Regions from separate parts of the Homo sapiens genome. Here region 2 is linked to region 1. Evidence: chromatin contacts called from ENCODE Hi-C or POLR2A ChIA-PET data. All regions are on one chromosome and are shown on one strand. The core of a region is the stretch at or near the end of the contact, and the rest is flanking DNA. Distances in the headings are between cores, read along the strand shown.

Region 1 (3,747 bases), core at 752-3,251:
AAAATAAAATAAAATATTTTTATCAACAACTATGCTGATAAAATAACACAAAAAGGGCAGATTTCTGGCTTTTCCTGGCCTTGGTAAGGAATCCAGGTGTTTAATTTGTGGCTCCTGAATGAGGAAAACATAGGCTTGGGCACCCTTCAAACATGGGTTCAAATCCTGGCTAGCTAGAGGACTTGGGCCACATTGACGCCTCAGTTTTCCTTGAGTCCTCAATTTCTTCTTCTTTTTTTTTTTTTTTTTTGAGACGGAGTCTCCCTCTGTTGTCCAGGCTGGAGTACAGTGGCGCCATCTTGGCTCACTGCAACCTCCCCCTCCTGGGTTCAAGTGATTCTCCTGCCTCAGCCTCCCAAGTAGCTGGAATCACAGGCGCACACTACTACACCTGACTAATTTTTGTATTTTTTGTAGAGACAGGGTTTCACCATGTTGGCCAGGATGGTCTTGAACCCCTGAACTCAAGTGATCTGCCCGCCTTTGCCTCCCAAAGTGTTGGGATTATAGGTTTGAGCCACTGCACCCAGCCAATTTCTTCCTTTTCCAGTGCAATATCATGTTGGATTTGAGGAAGACTGTATCTCTTCAAACCTGGAAGTCTGAGTTTGAATCCTTCCAGTTCTGTGACCTACCAGGTGTGTGACCTCATGCAAGATATTCAACCTCTTGCTTTGGTCTCCTCATCACTAAAAGGCCGATCTCCCTTATGGAGTGGTCGTGAGGATTAAAAAAGCTTTAAAAGTGCTTTGAAAGGCTGGGCACGGTGGCTCAAGCCTGTAATCCCAGCACTTTGGGAGGCCGAGGCAGGTGGATCACAAGGTCAGGAGATCAAGACCATCCTGGCTAACACCCATCTCTACTAAAAATACAAAAAATCAGCTGGGCGCGGTGGCAGGCGCCTGTAGTCCCAGCTATTCGGGAGGCTGAGGCAGGAGAATAGCGTGAACCCGGGAGGCGGAGCTTGCAGTGAGCCGAGATCGCGCCACTGCATTCCAGCCTGGGCGACAGAGCAAGACTCTGTCTCAAAAAAAAAAAAAAAAAAAAAAAGATAAAAAGAAAAAAAAAAATGTGCTTTGAGGCCAGGCACTCGTGGCTCATGCCTGTGATCTCGGCACTTTGAGAGGCGGAGGTGGGAGAATCGCTCCAATCCTGAGCCCAGGAGTTCCAGACCAGCCTGGGCAATAGAGCAAGACCCCCATCTCCACAAAAGATAATTTAAAAAACTTAGCCGGGTGTGGTGGGGCGCACCTGTATTCCCAGCTACTCGGGAAGCTGAGGCGGGAGGATCACTTGAGCCCAGGAGTTGGAGGTTGCAGTGAGCTATGATCACTCCAGCCTGGGCAACAGAGCAAGACCCCATCTCAAAATATAAAAATAAAAGTCCTTTGAACAGTGTGAAACCTAGCTCAGTGAATGGTGCTGTTACTATCATTGTTATTATCAACATTTCTGTTGAGGTAGTATGTGTAGGCTAAGAGCAGGGAGGTCAGGAGCTAGGCTGCCGGGTTCCAATCCCAGCTCCCACCACTTACCGACTGTGTGGCCTCGGGCAAGGGACTTTCCCTTTCTGGGCCTGTTTACTCATCCGCAGAACGGTGATGACCGCAGCCCTGCTCTCCTAGAGATCTCATGAGCGGATGTCTTTAAGGCACTCACTCCTCTAAAAGCTGGCACATCGGGAGCTCTATCGGCCTCTGTGGACGGAGCCCAGGGCCCTCCCAGCACCCGGTCCACCCCGCCCACCTCAATCATGACGCGGTCCCAGAGGCGGGTCAGCTCCTGGCCCTGGTCGGTGTCCGCGCTGTAGAAGGTCAGCATCTGCTTGGTGATCAGGGATGGGTTGGACACCATCTGAGGAGAACAGGGAAGAACAAGGGCCGGCAGGGCTGGGTGGGGAGAGAGGACGACCTCCGCCCCGCCGCGCCGGGACCCTCGCCCCTCCCATGCAGGTCAGGCCCCTCCCCAGGCCTCGCCGGGCTCACGTAGTCACGGTGGGTGTAGGACGTGATGCAGGAGGCGCACTCGAAGATGTAGACGATGAGCATGAGCACCAGGTACTGGGGAGACAGAGGGAGGACGGCCCGTCGGGCAGAGCCCGTGAAGCCACACCCCGTCAGGGAAGCATCACTGGGGAAATGCAAGTTTTAAAAAAGTTTGGGGCAGTGTGACTAGCAGCATCTATAATATGTGGTGGGTGTTCAGGTGTTCGCTGTATTGTCTTCCAACTTTTCTGTATTTTGAAATATTTAATTTAATTAATTTATTTTTGAGACAGGCGAGGCGTGGTGGCTCACGCCTATAATCCCAGCACTTTGGGAGGCCGAGGGGGCGATCACCTGAGTCAGGAGTTCGAGACCAGCCTGGCCAACATGGTGAAACCCCTTCTCTACTAAAAATACAAAAATTAGGGCTGGGCATTGGTGGCTCACACCTGTAATCCCAGCACTTTGGGAGGCTGAGATGGGAAGATTGCTTGAACCCTGGAGTTCAAGATCAGCCTGGGCAACACAGTGAGACCCCGTCGCTACAAAAAATAAAAATAAAAAAATTAGTTAAGCATAGTTACTACTAGTGGTAGTGTTAGTCCTAGCTATTTGGGAGGCTGAGGTTGGAGGATCGTTTGAGCCCAGTAGTTGGAGGCCTCAGCGAGCTATGATCGCACCACTGCATTCCTGCCTGGGCAACAGAGCAAAACCCTGTCTCTTAAAACAAAACAAACAAGGGTGGGTGCAGTGGCTTACGCCTGTAATCCCAACACTTTGGGAGGTTGAGACGGGTGGATCACCTGAGGTCAGGAGTTCAAGACCAGCCTGACCAATATGGTGAAACCCCATCTACTAAAAATGCAAAAATACAAAAATTAGCTGGGCATGGTGATGGGTGCCTGTAATCCCAGCTACTCAGGAGGATGAGATAGGAGAATAGCTTGAACCCAGGAGGCAGAGGTTGCAATGAGCCGAGATTGTGCCATTACACTCCAGCCTGGGCAACAGAGTGAGACCCTGTCTCTTAAAATAAAACAAACAACATAAAACGATGTTCTCAGATAATCAGAGACATTTGACACAGACTGGGTATTGGAAGATATAGAAGAACTTGATTGAATTTGGTGGGTTGTGCCAACGGCACAGAGGGCAGGAGAAAAAAAAAAGCTTGTCAGTTGATGTTTAATGCAAATTCTTTTCATGTCCTCACCTGGCACCTTCATCTATAAAGCAGCAGGAGGTTGCGTGTGGATGTGTGAACTCTGCTGCTGGGAGATGGATGACATTGCACAACCTCCTGACTGCTTTAAAACAATGTGCTTATCACTCAGAGAAATGTGTGCTCCAGTATTTACAGGCAAGTGACTTGGCATCTAGAATGTGCTTCAAAATACCCAGAAGAAAAAGTATGAGAGAAGGGGGATAGAGGAGACAATGTCGGGCAGTCTGCAGCTGATGTTGTTGAAATCAGGTGAGAGGTATGCAGGGCTCAAATACTGCGGACTCTAGTCTACTTTAGAAATTTCCTGTAAGAAATTTGGGGGCCGGGCACGGTGGCTCATGCCTGTAATCTCAGCACTTTGGGAAGCCGAGGTGGGCGGATCACGAGGTCAGGAGATCGAGACCATCCTGGCTAACACGGCGAAACCCCATCTCTACTAAAAATACAAAAAAAAAAATTAACCAGGCGTGGTGGCAGGTGCCTGTAGTCCCAGCTACTCGGGAGGCTGAGGCAGGAGAATGGCGTGAACCCGGGAGG
Region 2 (3,747 bases), core at 589-3,088, 470 kb before region 1:
TCAGGTGCCATCTGCCCAAGACCCTACTCCATGGCCCGCTTCCTAAATGCCCGTCTTCCCAACATCCTACCCCAGCCATTGGTCCCCGCCCCTTCAAGGGATCACTGCTAAGTGGCCGTGGCTAATTAAGCCAACCTGCCCTATCCCTACCAGGGCATTTTTCTCCATTAATCCAGCCAGTTCCCAGCAAGCCCAGCCCATTCTGGGCCATTTACCCTACCCCATTAGGTCTTGCTTCCTCCTGGGCTCACCTCCTCATTAACCCACCTAAAACCTCTGACCACACTCATAAGTCAAGCCCCTTCCGTAAAATGTCACTCAGACGCATTGGCTCCGCACCTTTAACGTTCATCTCCAGGTTAGCCAATGCAGGCTGAGCCCAGACCCATAAGCCCCACCCGCCAAAACTCCACATCAGTCCCCTCAGGACCACATTGTCCTGGTCCCACACAATCAGACTACTCCCATATCAAGCACCGCCCCCAATGACTGATATCCGCCTCACTGGGGTCCACCCCCTTACAGCAGAACTCTCAAACCAGGCCTCCCCGGCCTAATTCATGTACCCAGGTTAGCCTCCAGGTTAATCCTATTCTATTTTTAGACCACGCCCCTCCCAGACCACGCCTCACTGAGGCTCCTCCCATTCCCAGGCCCCGCCCCTCTGATAGTCTCCGCCTTACCTGATGGCGCTGATGACTCCGCCTAGGATGCGCATGGCCGTTCCACCGCCACCGCCGCCTCCACCACCGCCGCCGCCGCCGCCGCCGCCGCCGCCGCCCCCGGCCCCGCTGATCAGGCCTCCAAGCACATTTCCCAGGCCCCCACCCAGGCCCCCGCCTCCCCCGCCGCCGCCGCCGCCGCCCTTCAAGAACGAGTTAACCAGGAACATGGCTGCGACTCACTGCTGGGGGGAAAAAAGGGGACCAGTGGGTGCTTCGCCCCTGAGCCCACACCCTCCCTTCAAACACGCATTTCCGGCAGCTGGACCTGGGAGGAATCTGAAGCCTCCGGGTGGGGGTCTGAGTTTGCGAGGGCGGGTTGTCCGCGGATGGGTGGGGCAGGTATGGGGGATCAGGTTTGCAACCTCCTCAGGTCTAAAAGGCACCCGTGGGGCTTGAGGGAGCCTGGACTGGGTGCACGCGTGAAGGGGAGGGTGCAGATCTGGTGGGGGTTCTCTTGGTGGGGACCCCAAGTTGGCGTAAGGCGTTCCCGACATGTCTGGGCGCTAGAATGTGAGATCCAGAGCCCAGCCTGAATGTAGAGGTCCTTGGCAGGTCATGGGCGCGGAGCAAACATCCACGGCCTAAAGGGCCCCAGGGCGGGGTTTAGGAAATCCCAAATGTGGGCTTGAGAATTTAGGTATTCCCAGCGGCAGGATTCCAGTGTCACCTCTGGCTCTGTGGGCTCGGGTCTAAGATCGTGGCTGTGAGCTCTGGGTTCCCGGACAATGGGGTTCCCCGCTGGAACTGGGGGCACAGATCTACGATCGCGGTTCAGGACACCCCAAGGAAGAATTCACAGGGTATCTCTGAAACCTATGGGCCTGTATTTTGGATCATGAGACAGAGGGTGGAGAAGGGTCCCCGGGACGGCATAAAAGGAGATCGAACAGGTCTGAGGGTTCGAATCTGAGACCATGGATCTGGGGGGCTCCTGAGGCCGAGACTTCACGGTTTCGCCGGGTCTGGGGGCCGCCAAAGTCGGAGTTGCGGGGTGCGGAGGGGGTACGGGCCGGGCGCTTACCGCCGCACACGTCCGGAGTTCTGGGAGTCGGTTCCACTGCCGCTCCCGGGCCTCCCGCAGCGTCCGGCTCCGGAGGGCGGGGCCGGTGACTCAGGCCGCAACTCTCGGGTCGGACACTGCACCGCGGCCCTGCTGTCGCCCGCGCGGTCCTAGAGCCGAAGCGGACATTGCGCATGCGCACCCCACACCGCCCGGCTAGCTGGATCCAGGTCTGGGCCCCGCCCTACGCGTTTCCAGCGCCGGAGGTCTTAATCCCGCCCTGACTCGGTAGGCGGGGGTCTTCCCGACACCCCTCAGGTCTGGGTGGAGGCACCCGCGGACGAGAACTCGGAGGGGACCCACCCCCCGAGTGTCGTAGTGTGAATTTTCACCCTAGGGCATGCCAATATCCTTCCAGGGTGGCGGTTTTCGGTCCGCTCACTAAGGGACTCCGCACGGGCCCTCTGCAGGTGTTGTCGCGACAAACACCTCCTGGAGGCCTGGAGTATGGTTTGACTCACACGCTGGGGGACAGTCGCCCGTGTCTGTGGCGAGGATTGAGGCTGGATTGCCTTTCCCAGTGCCTGCAGCAGCCCGGATGGCAGTCAAACCGCAGGCAGCGCCTGCGCCGCCTCCCAGGCGAACCTTACCACGCCCCCGCCCCAGTCAGGGGCCACCAGAATCATTCCTTCCTGGACTGGCCCAAAGAGTGTCCTCAGTATGCTAGCCTCTAAAGAAGGCCCCAGACACAGGAAGATTCCTTTGGCCACGGCCTGGTTTCTTTATTTACTTAAAAAATATTATTGTTTTTACATAATAGAGACGGAGGTCTCGCTATGTTGCCCAGGCTGCTCTTGAACTCCGGGCCTCAAGCCGTCCTCCTGCCTCAGCCTCCCAAAGTACTGTGAGGTACTGGGATTACAGGTATGGGCTACCGGCCTTTTTTTGATTTAATTTAATTTTTTACAATAATATTTTTACATAGCCTGGTTTCTTTTCTTTTCTTTTCTTTTTTTTTTTTTTTGTTTTGAGACAGCGTCTTGCTCTGTTGCCCAGGCTGGGGTGCAGTGGCGCCATCTCAGCTCACTGCAGTCTCTGCCTCCCAGGTTCAAGCGATTCTCCTGCCTCAGCCTCCCGAGTAGCTGGGATTACAGGCATGCACCACCACACCCAGCTAATTTTTGTATTTTTAGTAGAGACGGGGTTTCACCATGTTGGCCAGGCTGGTCTCAAACTCCTGATCTTAGGTGATCCACCTGCCTCGGCCTGCCAAAGTGCTAGGATTACAGGCATGAGCCACGGGAGTCCAGTACTTTTTCAGGACTCATCGGGGGGAGCTAAATCTGGCCCCCAGGCAGGCTGGCTGGCTCTTATCCCCTACCCTGCAGGCTGGCTAGGCTTGAGTTGAATCCTGGCTGTGCCCTGTAATAACTGCACAACCCCAAAAGAGTGGCTTGATATTCCTGAGCAGCGATTTTCTCATCTGTAAAATGGGAACATGGGTTGCTCCATACCACTAGGCCCCCTATCAAAATTAAATGATATCTGCAGCAATACTGATTATTAAAAAAAAAACTTAAGTGGTGGCTGGGTGAAGTGGTTCATGCCTGTATTCCCTGCATTTTGGGAGGCTGAGGCAGGAGGATCTCTTGAGCCCAGGAGTTTGACTCCAGCCTGGGCAATATAGTGAGACCTTGTCTCTACAAATAATACAGAAATTAGCTGAATGTGGTGGCATGCGCCTAGTCCCAGCTACTCTAGAGACTGAGGTGGGGGGATCACCAGAGCCCAGGAGGCGGGGGTTGCAGTGAGCCGAGATCATGCCACTGCACTACAATCTGGGTGACAGAGCGAGACTCTGTCTCAAATAAATACTGGGCACAGTGGCTCATGCCAATAACCCCAGGACTTTGGGATGCTGAGGCGGGCAGATCACCTGAGGTCGGGAGTTCGAGACCAGTCTGACTAACATGGAGAAACCCTGTCTCTACTAAAAAATACAAAATTAGCCGGATGTGGTGG

Evidence for each region. A loop is a pair of places that touch in the nucleus more often than their neighbours do. ChIA-PET counts read pairs that join two places held with the same protein, here RNA polymerase II (POLR2A). Pooled maps may share reads with other maps.
Region 2: a loop to region 1 is called in a pooled map, with 3 times the contacts of the local background. The contact joins the promoter of CAPNS1 here to the promoter of UPK1A-AS1 in region 1. A Hi-C loop is called at or near these places in 1 of 50 pooled maps. POLR2A ChIA-PET finds 5 or more read pairs at or near these places in 3 of 52 experiments (WTC11, naive thymus-derived CD4-positive, alpha-beta T cell and naive thymus-derived CD8-positive, alpha-beta T cell).

Annotation. Positions count from the first base shown.
Region 1 is chr19:35,671,545-35,675,291 of GRCh38, reverse strand. UPK1A-AS1 (UPK1A antisense RNA 1) reads left to right here and starts at 2,001. Exons shown (of 2, transcript NR_046420.1): 1 at 2,001-2,057. It overlaps UPK1A (uroplakin 1A), which reads right to left. Exons shown (of 8, transcript NM_007000.4): 4 at 1,986-2,060; 5 at 1,747-1,854.
Region 2 is chr19:36,138,157-36,141,903 of GRCh38, reverse strand. It overlaps CAPNS1 (calpain small subunit 1), which reads right to left and starts at 1,838. Exons shown (of 11, transcript NM_001749.4): 1 at 1,747-1,838; 2 at 684-907. The coding sequence starts at 892. It overlaps LOC105372385 (a long non-coding RNA gene), which reads left to right and starts at 1,922. Exons shown (of 3, transcript XR_935954.3): 1 at 1,922-2,013. RefSeq lists enhancers at 1,372-1,431, 1,522-1,571.